Linked DNA regions of Homo sapiens: region 2 is linked to region 1. A link is an interaction called in ENCODE POLR2A ChIA-PET data of the cell type or tissue named here. Cell type or tissue: endothelial cell of umbilical vein. All regions are shown on one strand. Links, peaks and the distances in the headings refer to the core of each region. The heading gives the core; the rest is flanking DNA.

The links. Peaks named below come from ENCODE experiments on the same cell type or tissue, not always from the same donor. Only the 100,000 strongest peaks of a DNase experiment are listed, where the experiment ranks them.
Region 2: POLR2A ChIA-PET joins it to region 1 with 9 read pairs; 7 of 35 experiments call an interaction of 5 or more read pairs at or near these places.

What each region holds. Positions count from the first base shown.
Region 1 is chr16:69,375,967-69,380,966 of GRCh38, reverse strand. The region is part of intron 3 of TERF2 (telomeric repeat binding factor 2); the gene reads left to right. Among named protein-coding and RNA genes, the nearest start is that of TERF2, 7.5 kb to the left of the region's middle. In endothelial cell of umbilical vein, for the core only: no CTCF peak of the experiment used is centred there; a DNase peak (open chromatin) is centred at 1,996; H3K27ac peaks cover 2,177 bases.
Region 2 is chr16:69,546,895-69,554,171 of GRCh38, reverse strand. No RefSeq gene overlaps it. Among named protein-coding and RNA genes, the nearest start is that of MIR1538, 15 kb to the left of the region's middle. In endothelial cell of umbilical vein, for the core only: no CTCF peak of the experiment used is centred there; no DNase peak of the experiment used is centred there.

The sequences.
Region 1 (5,000 bases), core at 1-5,000:
AGCCAGGCGTGGTGGTGGGCACCTGTAATCCCAGCTACTCGGGAGACTGAGGCAGGAGAATTGCTTGAACCCGGGAGGAGGAGGTTGCCGTGAGCCGAGATCACACCACTGCACTCCAGCCTGGGAAACAGTGAGACTCCATCTCAGAAAAAAAAAAAAAAAAATTAATGAATGTGTCAATATTTGAAGATCTTCATAACTCAGTGAACCAGTATTTTCCAGATGACCAATGCATGATGTTATGAAGTCATCCATGGATGAAAGATCTATTTAAACTACAAGATAGACTGATGGATTTTTTTTTTTTTTTTAGACGTAGTCTCTCTCTGTCGCCCAGGCTGGAGTATAGTGGCGTGATCTCGGCTTACTGCAAGCTCCGCCTCCTGGGTTCAAGCAGTTCTACACCTCAGCCTCCCAAGTAGCTGTTATTACAGGCGCCCACCACCACCCCTGGCTAATTTTTGTATTATTATTAGAAATGGGTTTCACCATCTTGGCCAGGCTGGTCTTGCACTCCTGACCTCATGATCCACCCGCCTTGGCCTCCCAAAGTGCTGGGATTACAGGAGTGAGCCACTGCGCCCAGCTGACTGATGGATTTTAATGTGACAGATTAAGAAAAGTTTACTTACTGCAGTTTCGTGTAGAATCAAACAAGAATAGCCACAGTTTTCTGAAAAAGCTATTAAAATACTCCTCCATTTTCAGCTTCGTATGTGTATAAAGCCAGATTTTTAAAAATGCCTTAACCAAGGGTAGGGCATGGTGGCTCACACCTGTAATCTCAGCACTTTGGGAGGCTAAGACGGGTGGATCACTTGAGGTCAGAAGTTTGAGACTAGGCTGGCCAGTATGGTGAAACCCTGTCTCTACCAAAAATACAAAAATTAGCCGGGTGTGTGGCCCGAGCCTGTAATCCCAGCTACTCGGGAGGCTGAGGCATGAGAATCGCTTGAACCCAGGAGGCGAGGAGGCTGCAGTGAGCTGAGATCACATCACTGCACTCCAGCCTGGGTGACAGAGCAAAACTCTGTCTCAAAAAAAAACCCCACTCTACCAAAATAACACATCACAACAGATTAAATACAGAAGCAGTTATGAGCATCCAGCTATCGTCTATATTAAACCAGATATTAAAGAGATTTTCAAAATGAAAAACAAATGTCACCCTTCTCATTAAACTTTTATCTTAGTAAATGCCGTAATTTTTCATAAGGATGTTATTTATGTTACCTTGTAATTAGTTTATTGTTATTTTCTAATGAATTAATAAATATTTAAAATTTTCTGATTTATGTTTCTAATACAGTGAATATCAGCAAATATAACCTACATAAACAGAAAGCTCTTTGAGGGTCTGCAGTAACGTTTTAAGAAGAATATAAAAGAATCCTGAGACCAAAAATTTGAGACCTGCTTCTGCAAGCTGTTAATTATATCAAGACTATATTTGTTTTCTCCTCATAACTAAAGGAGAGATTGATCTGTTAGGTTTCTTTAGAGAACAAGGGGTAGCAACACGTATAGCATGTCCTTGAAGCATTTATATGTTGCTTTTTACTATGCGGCATTGTCCCCTGCAGCTTTGGCAACAGCAGCTTGATGTTCTTTGAGGGCCTTACCCCATTTGGGGTGCTTGTATATCAGATACACTCTGTTAGAACTTTACATTTGAAACAAAAATATTTGTTGAGGCTTTTTAAACATTGCTGCTTCCCAGAACAGCCTTGCTTCTTTTTGCATCTGCTTCTTTATTCTTCAGTTCTGTGAGTTTGGTCTTCTTCTCTTCCTTTGTTAATAAATGTGCTTTCTGGCATTTCTTCCCAACATAAACCTACCTTACCTATTTTGAAAATCTGTGCTTGGAATTTCCCTTTTATTTAACTTATCCAGAGACCATTGATATTGCTTATACCCTAGAAACCTTAACAAATACGTAAGAGAAGAAACTATACTTACTTCTGGGAACTGCCAAGTGAAAAAGCAGTGATTCATCTTTTTAATTTCCCCCCCCCCACAGGAAATTAATACATAGTTTTAAAAGATAAGCTCATAGCACAACCTTTGAAGCAGACTTCTTCATTTCAATTTGAAAGCATTCATATTTCCTTTCTTGCTTCACACATTAAATATAGAAGGATATGTGTTCCAATTCTGGAGAACATAGAGTAAACATACTCTCTTCTGTCTCTCCCTCTTAATGTAATTATAAGTCTTGGACAGAATGCATGGAGTAGCTATCTGAGGATTCTATCTGGAAATAGGCATATAGGGAAGGAGACCAGAATTTGAAGTTCCACCAAACCAGTGATGAATAGTTTACCATTTTTTCCTTCTCTGGTGTCACCCAGCCCAGACTCAAAGGCAGCCTGAAACCTGGAAGTGCACTCCAGGTGTGAACAGAAAGAGCACCAAGAGAAGCTTTCTCTTTCTGGTCTGAGGAGCAAGGAAGGATCTCTCAAGGGTCAGAGATGGTGAAAGAAATCCCAGTTTTTTCTCTTTTTTCGCTTCTTTCTTGCCCTGGCCCCCAGGCAATACTATCCTGGTGGCAGCAGCTGCCTAGCAATGACGGTGGCAACAGGGCAGACATCTAAAACTGAAGGAGGAGAACTCTTTTTCTCACCAAAGGAGCTGTGATCCCCAGAACATGGAACAAATTCCATAGCCTTCCACTGTCTGTCCTGCTGCTTGGCCCTGGGTGCAGATGCAGTTAGTGTGTGACAGAGTGGGGAAACCAAAGTCCAGGAATGCAAGGCTGCTTCAGTATTTGAAAATCAATCAGTGTAGTCCACCATATTAAGAGAAAAACCATATGATCATATAAATTGATGCTGAAATTCACAGAATTCAACATTAGTTCATGATAAAAACACTCAGCAAACTAGGAATGAAGGGAACTTCCTCAACCTGATAAAAGGTGTCTACAAAAAGCCCACAGCTAACATTCTTAATGGTAAAAATTGGAATGCTCACCACTTGTATTCAACATCATACCGGAAGACCTAACCAGTGCAATAAGGCAAGGGGGAAAAAGCATACAGAATGGAGAGGAAATAATAAAATTACTTCTTTTTGCAGATGGCAGGACTATGTAGAAATCTCATGAAGTATACAAAAAAAAAAATCCTGTAAGTTTAGCAAGATCAACACAAAAATCAGTCATACATCACATGAAAACAGCATTTTAAAGTAAAAAAAGAAAAGTCAGTCATATTTCCATATACTAGCAGTGAACAATTCAAAATGAAATTACCAACACAATGCCATTTACAATGGCTTCAGAACAGAAAGAAATACGTGTAAGTCTAGCAAAATGTGAAGGAACTGTATATGGAAAATTGTAAAATGCTGATGAAAGAGATTAAGGCCAGGCAGCACTTTGGGAGGCTGAGGCAGGCGGATTATGAGGTCAAGAGATCGAGACCATCCTGGCCAACACGGTGAAACCCCATCTCTACTAAAAATACAAAAATTAGCTGGGCATGGTGGCATGCGCCTGTAGTCCCAGCTACTTGGGAGGTTGAGGCAGGAGAATCTCTTGAACCTGCGAGGTGGAGGTTGCAGTGAGCTGAGATTGCAGCAGTGCACTCCAGTCTGGTGACAGAGCAAGACTCCATCTCAAAAAAGAAAAAAAATTAAGACTGAATGTTCATGTTCATGGATTGGAAGACATAAATTAAGTTGCCACTTAGCTCCCGTTGATCTATAGAGTTAATACAATTCCAGTCACAATCTCAACAGGATTTTTTCTTTTTTTTTTTTTTGAGATGGAGTCTTGCTCTGTTGCCCAGGCTGGAGTGCAGTGGCACAATCTCAGCTCACTGCAACCTCCGTCTCCTAGGTTTAAGCGATTCTCATGCCTCAGCCTCCTGAGGAGCTGAAATTACAGGCATGTGCCACCGCACCTGGCTAATTTTTGTGTGTTTTTAGTAGAGATAGGGTTTCACCATGTTGGCCAGACTGGTCTCAAACTCCCAACCTCAGGCAATCCGCCTGCGTCGGCCTCCCAGAGTGCTGGGATTACAGACGTGAGCCATCGCACCCAGCCTAGCGGGATTTTCTTTCTTTTCTTTGTCTTTTTCTCAGTTTTTTTTTTTTTTTTTCAATGTGACAAGGTCTCGCTCTGTCACCCGGGCTGGAATGCAGTGGCATAATCATGGCTCACTGCAGCCTTGACCTCCTGGGCTCAGGTGCTCTTCCCACTTTACCCTCTTGAATAGCTGGAACCACAAGCATGTGCCACCTTGCCTGGCTAATTTTTTTTTTTTTTTTTTTGGTAAAGATGGGGTCTCCCTGTGTTCCCATATTGCACAGTCTGGTCTTGAACTCCTGGGCTCAAGTGACGCTCCCACCTCAACCTTCCAAAGTGCTGAGATTGCAGATTTGAGCCACCCTATCTGGCCTCAGCAGGATTTTCTATAGATACAGACTGGCTAATTCTAAAACATATGGAAAAGCAAAGGAATTTAAATAACCAAAAAGTGTTATATTGAAAGAAAAATTTGGATTCATACTACCCAATTTTAAGAATTATGAGAAAGTTACAGTAATTACGACTATAGAGATTAGTAGAACAGAAGAGAGCATCTAAAAACAGACCCACACAAATATGACTGATTGATTTTTGACAAAGATGTGAAGGCTATTCAATGGGAAAAGGATGGTCTTTTCAACAAATGGTATTGAAACAATTGAATGTCCATATGCAGAAATGAACTTTGACCATAAGCTCACATCTTGTACAAAAATTAACTCAAAATTATAATCTAAATGTAAAATGTGAAACCATAAAACTTAGAGGAAACATGAAGGAATCTTTATGTCCTGGAGTTAGGCAAAAAAATCTTAGATAATAATTTAAAAACATCCATAAGAAGAAAAATTGATGAATAGGACTTAATCAAAATTTTAAACTTTTGCTCTGAGAAAAACACTGTTAAGAGAATGGAAAAGCAATCGACAGGTTGGGAGAAAATATTTACAAATCACACCTGACAAAG
Region 2 (7,277 bases), core at 998-5,997, 170 kb before region 1:
GAACTAAGTTACCTGAATTTTCCTTCTAATTTTCCAGTCCTGGCCAGGTGCAGTGGCTTACGCCTGTAGTCCTAACACTTTGGGATGCCAAGGCAGGCGGATCACTTGAGGTCAGGAGCTGGAGACCAGCCTGGCTAACATGGTGAAAACCCGTCTCTACTAAAAAAATACAAAAATTAGCTCGGTGTGGTGGCACACACCTGTAATCCCAGCTACTCGGGAGGCTGAGGCAGGAGAATCGCTTGAGCCTGGGAGGCAGAGGTTGCAGTGAGCCAAGATTGCGCCACTGTACTCCAGCCTGGGGAACAGAGCAAGACTCTGTCTCAATAAATAAATAAATAAAATAAGTGAACTAAGTTACCTGGGTTTTCCTTCTAATTTTCCAGTCCTTCTCAAATGATTTCATACCCTTGTGTTTCATCTCTCCAACTAAATTGTAAACTTGTCTAGAGCAGGACCCAACACTTAGCACAATGCTGGATTCGTAGTGAGCAATCGATAATGTTTCAGCAATGAACGAATGAATGAATAATTGAAATCTGAGTTTCTATGTCTTTTCTCTCCCCAGAACTCTGCCTTCCATGCATGCTTGTGAACTCACTGCCTCTAAGAGTCATTACCAAGGCAATTTGTATCCTAGGCAGCCAGCTTCAGAAAGCCTTTTATTTTCTGCCCTCAAATCCTCTCCACCATTATACATTCAGCTGGCCCCACAAGTGTGCCCTGACCACTTCCCTTTGCCTAATTGTATCACCTAGTCCCCTTCCCATTTTAACAGATTAAAGGTCTTACCTTCAGGAAATTCTCCTTATGTCTAAATTAAATTCGGTACACAGCTATTTCCTCTTCCTTTGCTCTCTAAGTTGACAGAACACAGCAGGTAATATGTTTATCAATGCTTTAGAAAGGCCCGAGTGGTTTTTTCTAATAAAAAATAAGGTGTGTGGGGGGTTATACTTCACAAACAATAGGTGTTAATTGTAAAAACAAAAAATAATCACTGAAAATATAAATAAGTAAGTAATAATGATTCAAAAACTCATAAACTATCACATAGAGAAGATCATTTAGTATATATCTTTCAGGAATTTTTCATGTATATTTTGCATTACATGTTATAAAAATTGGCTATGCTATGTATACTGTTATCCTGCTTTCCTGATTTAACTGTGAACATCAGTCCACATCAGTCCATATTCTTAATAATGTGTGATGGCAGAAGACTATTCCATTACAGGAAATACCTTATTTAGCTAATCTCCTACTTTTGGCATTTAGTTTATTTTCTTTTTCAGAAACCTTTGTAGGCTGGGCGTGGTGGTTCACACCTGTAATCCCAGCAATTTGGGAGGCCAAGGTGGGTGGATCACTTGAGGTCAGGAGTTTAAGACCAGCCTGGCCAACATGATGAAACCCCATCTCTACTAAAAATACAAGAATCACCCAGGCATGGTGGCGCACGCCTGTAATCCCAGCTACTCAGGAGGCTGAGGCAGGAGAATCACTTGAACCTGGGAGGCAGAGTTGGCAGTGAGCTGAGATCACACCACTGCACTCCAGCCTGGGCGACAGTGTGAGACTCTGTCTCACAAAAAAGGAAAAAAGAAGAAGAAGAAACCTTTGTAAATACCACTGAAATGAACATCCTTGTAGCTAAACCTATGCTTGTGGCCTTTCTTAATTATTCCCTTTAGATACGCTCCTAAGATTTATTTTGATGACCAATAAGGAGGAGCAATACACATTTCATGTGAAATGGGAGAGAGTGAAGCAAACCCACAGTAGTACTTTACCATTATTTTGGGACCTAAAATGTATTTGGCTTGCAGGCTCCAGGGCTTACTCAGCATAACCTAATGCAATGGTTTTAAAATTTATTATTGTGGCACCACACCTGGAAATCTGAGCTTTCTGCAGAACACTGAAGAAATTTGCATATGGAAACTTAAACATCTTAAAACATATAACATCATACTAAACCAGATACCATCCTATTGCAGCATCTAGTATAGACAAGCATGAGGTATCCATTTAAGAAAAACACGTTAGAGAAAAATTTACAATTAACCCATTTATGCCTGAGGTTTCTATTTTTTGAATTTTTGCAATCAGACCTTAGCGATGATCTTGAGCAGTAGGTAAATAACTCCCATATGCTTAGCGTTCCAATAATGGAACACTAGGCATAAATGGGCCTAAAGTATGGCCAGGCACGGTGGCTGAGGTCTATAATTCCAGCATTTTGAGAGGCCAAGGCAGGAGGATTATTTATGTCCAGGAGTTTGAGACTAGCCTGGGCAACATCGTGGGACCCCCATCACTACAAAAATAATAATAAAAAAAATTAGCTGGGCATGGTGGTGTGCACTTGTAGTCCCAGCTACACGGGAGGTTGAGGTGGGAGGATCACTTAAACCTGGGAGTTCAAGGCTATAGTAAGCTGTGATCACACCACTGCACTCCAGCCTGGGCAGCAGAGCAAAACCACATCTCTAAAGAAAAAAAAGAAAAAAAAAAGAAAAAAAGAAAGTATGGCCCATTAATTAATTATTTTTTTACTCTAAACTAGAAAAAGGCTGGTACAATCTGACATGGTGGAGCTCAAAAACCACTAGTGCAGGTGGTAAAAAGCAGAATATTTCATTTTTAGTCTCTATTCTGACACTTTTTTTTTTTTTTGAGACAGAGTTTCACTCTTGTTGCCCAGGCTGGAGTGCAATGGCATGATCTCGGCTTACTGCAACCTCCACCTCCCAGGTTCAAGCAATTCTTCTGCCTCAGCCTCCGAGTAGCTGGGATTACAGGCATGCGCCACCATGCCTAGCTAATTTTGTATTTTTAGTAGAGACAGGGTTTCTCCATGGTGGTCAGTCTGGTCTCGAACTCCCAACCTCAGGTGATCCGCCCAACTCGGCCTCCCAAAGTGCTGGGATTACAGGTGTGAGCCACCACACCCGGCCTCTGCCACTTATTTAATACATAAATCTCCTAATCACTCCGAAACCTCAGCCTTCCCTTGTGCAAAAGGATTTAATAACAATATCTGTGTCATAGGGGAAAAAATGAGCTGAAGTGTGAGAAAATGCTTTGTAAAGTGTAACACTGTGACACAAATGTTAACAGTAGTTCTTATTGTAGTTGATGAAGTATTGAAAACTTTAGGCTTGATTGACAGTAATCCTAGCACTTTGGGAGGATGAGGCAGGCTGACCCCACCTAGGAGTTCGAGACTAGCCTGGGCAACACGGCAAAACCCCATCTCTAGAAAAAATATAAAAATTAGCCTGGTGTGGTGGCAGGCACCTATATTCCTAGCTACTCAGGAGGCTGAGGTGGGAGAGTCACCTGAGCCCAGGAGATCGAGGCTGTGGTAAGCCATGATTGTGCCACTGTGCTCCAACCTGGGTGACAGAGTGATACCCTGTCTCCAAAAAGAAGGAAAGAAAGAAAAATTTAGGCTTTATTGGAACTGAGTTTCTAACAAAGATCTGACAGCATAAATAAAATCCTAAATATAAGAATGTAATGATTTGGCTGGGCGCCATGGCTCATGTGTGTAATCCCAGCACTTTGGGAGGCTGAGGCAGGCAGGTCACTTGAGGTCAGGAGTTCAAGACCAGCCTGGCCAACATGGTGAAACCCCTGTCTCTACTAAAAATACAAAAATTATCAGGGCATGGTGCCGGGCGCCTGCATCACAGCTACTCTGGAGGCTGAGGCAGGAGAATTGCTTGAACCTAGGAGGCGGAGGTTTCAGTGAGCCAAGATAGCGCCGCTGAACCCCAGCCTAGGCAACAGAGAGGCTCCGTCAAAAAAAAAAAAAAACTGGTTGGGGGAGGGTTATATGAACAGGGACTAAAAGGTAGCAGGCAAAAATAAAAGTTGTTTTTGTTTTGTTTTGTTTTTCTAAGACAGAGTCTCTCTGTCACCCAGGCTGGAGTGCAATGGCATGGTCTCAGCTCACTGCTACCTCCACCTTCGGTCGGGTTCAAGTGATTCTCCTGCCTCAGCCTCCCGAGTAGCTGGGATTACAGGCATGCACCACCACGCCCAGCTAATTTTTTTTTTGTATTTTTAGTAGAGACAGGGTTTCACCATGTTAGCCAGGCTGGTCTTGAACTCCTAACCTCAGGTGATACACCGCCTCAGCCTCCCAAAGTTCTGGGATTACACCGTGGTGTGAGCCACGGTGCCTGGCCAAAAGTATTTTTATATTTATTTATTTATTTATTTATTTATTTGAGACAGAGTTTCACTCTTGTCTCCCAGGCTGGAGTGCAGTGGTGCAATCTGGGTTCACTGCAACCTCCGCCTCCCAGGTTCAAGTGATTCTCCTGTCTCAGCCTCCCAAGTAGCTGGGATTACAGGCGCCCACCACCATGCCCGGCTAATTTTTGTATGTTTAGTAGAGATGGGGTTTCACCATGTTGGCCAAGCTGGTCTCAAGCTCCTGACGTCAGGTGATCCTCCCACCTCAGCCTCCCAAAGTGCTGGGATTACAGGCGTGAGCCACCGTGCCCAGCCAGAAGTATTTTCATATTTGTAAGACTTATGAATTGTTTTATTTTAGAATTTCCATTATTACTCATAATACATCATTTTAAATAAAAATTTAAATGTATAAAGAACAAATAGTTTCTCCTCTTTGTCTTATTTTTTCCTTCTGTTTCTTTAAAGTTTGAAATTACATGCGCAAATCAATTTAAAGAAATTGATCCCAGCTTGAGAGTACTTCGAATTCTGTGTCCTTTAATCAGCTTATTCCTGCTCAACTTCCAAAAATATTTGTAATTAGACAGGAAACATATTCTAATCTATGTTCTAGAATTAAGCGTTCTATCTTGGTTAGAAACAAACATCAGATAAATAAATGTTATAGGGGCCAGGCACAATGGTTTATGCCTGTAATCCCAGCACCTTAGGGCACCTATGTGGGAGGACCCCTTGAGACCAGCCTGAGCAACATAGCAAGATCCCATCTCTACAAAAAAAATTTCAAAATTTAGCTAGGCATAGTGGCATGCACCTGTAGTCCTAGTTACTTGGAAGAGTGATGCAGAAGGATCACTTGAGCCCAGGAGTTCGAGGATGCAGTGAGCTATGATCATGCCACTGCGCTCCAGCCTGGGTGACAGGGCAAGACCCTGACTCAGAAACAGAAAAAAATACAGAAGACAAAGATGTTTTCCTCTCAGTGCTACTATTATATATTGTCCTGGAGGTTCTAGTCAATGCAATAGAAAGGGTTGCAAAGTAAGGAAGAAAAATCTTTGTTATTTACAGTTGAAATGTTTATCTACATAGGAAGTCCAAGAAAAATATTAAAATAATACAGCAACTTGCTGGCAAAGACATTCAAAAATGTCGTTAATTATAAAAAATACAATTTCAAGAGCAACAAAACTATGAGACGCCCATGAAAATATAACAAAAGATGGGAAATCCTTTTTGTTGTTGTTGTTGTTGAGATGTCGCTCTAAACAGGCTGGAGTGCAGTGGCGCCATCTCGGCTCACTCCAACCTCCGCCTCCCAGGTTCAAGCGATTCTCCTGCCTCAGCCTCCCGTGTAGCTGGGACTACAGGCGCGTGCCACCACGCCCAGCTAATTTTTGTATTTTTAGTAGAGACAGGGTTTCACCATGTTGGCCCAGATGGTCTCAATCTCTTGACCTTGTGATCCGCCCACCTCAGCCTCCCAAAGTGCTGGGATTACAGGAGTGAGCCACCGTGCCCGACCGGGAAATACTTTTAAGGAGAAATTTACAAAATGTTTATTGAAGGACACAAAGGAAAACTTAAAAAAATAGAGCTGATACTATGTTCCTGAATAGAAGGACTCAATATTACAAAGTTGTCTATCAATACATTATAACACCAACCAAAACTCCCAAAGGACTTTTTATGGCTCTTGATAAACTGATCCTAAATTTCATATGAAAGAACAAATAGGCCAAAAATAGCCATGATAATTTGGGGGGAAAAAGTACATAGAGGAGGGAACTCGACCTGCCAGATAAGAAACATTTGTCATAAAGCCGTATTATTAAAAAAAAAAAATGCAACATTTGTTTAGGAATAGACAAACAGATTAAAGGAGCAGATAAGCCAGAAACAGCCTAAATACATATAGAAACTTGTCGTAAAATAGAAATGGCTTTATAAATCAATCAGTGGGAAAAAAATGAAAAACGCAATGGTGCTAGAACAATTATTTATACAAACCCCCCCACAAAACTAATTAGTTCCTTACGTAGATGAAAATAAGTTTTAAATGGATTAAAAATTTGAAAGGTAAAAAGCAACATGTAAAAATTTTTGGAAGAAAATGCAGAATGTCTTTATGGCATCAGAACAGGGAAAGATTTTGTAAAGACTCAAAAGTACAAAGCATAAAGAAAAATATTGGACTACATTAAATTCAAAATATCTGTATACAAAATATATTATAGAAAATATCAAAGGATAACATATAAACTGAAGTTATTTACAGCTCATTTACCCAACAAAAGATTATACACAAATATAAGTATACCTTGAAGATATTTCAGGTTCATTTCCAGACCAAAGCAATAAAGTGAGTCATATGAATTTTCTGGTTTTCTGGTGCATATAGAAGTTATGTTTACACTGCACTATAGCCTATTAAATGTGCAACAGCATCATGTCTAAAAAACTGTACATACTTTAATTCATTAATTAATTATCATTATTTTTTGAAACGGAGTTTTGCTCTTTTTGCCCAGGCTGGAGTGCAATGGCACGATCTCAGCTCACTGCAACCTCCGCCTCCTCGGTTCAAGTGATTCTGCTGCCTCAGCCTCCTGAGTAGCTGGAATTACATGTGCACACCACCGTGCCTGGCTAATTTTGTATTTTTAGTAGAGACAGGGTTTCGCCATGTTGGCCAGGCTAGTCTCAAATTCCTGACCTCAGATGATCCGCCTGCCTCAGCCTCCCAAAGTGCTGGGATTACAGGCGTGAGCCACCGCGCCTGGCCCGTACTTTAATTTAAAAATACTTTATTGCTGGCTGGGCACAGTGGCACATGCCTGTACTCCCAGCACTTTGGGAGGCCAAGGTGGGTGGATCACTTGAGGTCAGGAGTTCAAGACCAGCCTGGCCAACATGGCGCAACTCCGACTCTACTAAAAATACAAAAAAATCAGCCGGGTGTGGGTGGTGGGCGCCTGTAATCCCAGCTACTCAGGAGGCTGAGGCAGGAGAATCACTTGAACTCAGGAGGCGGAGGTTGCAGTGAGCCAAGATTGCACCACTGC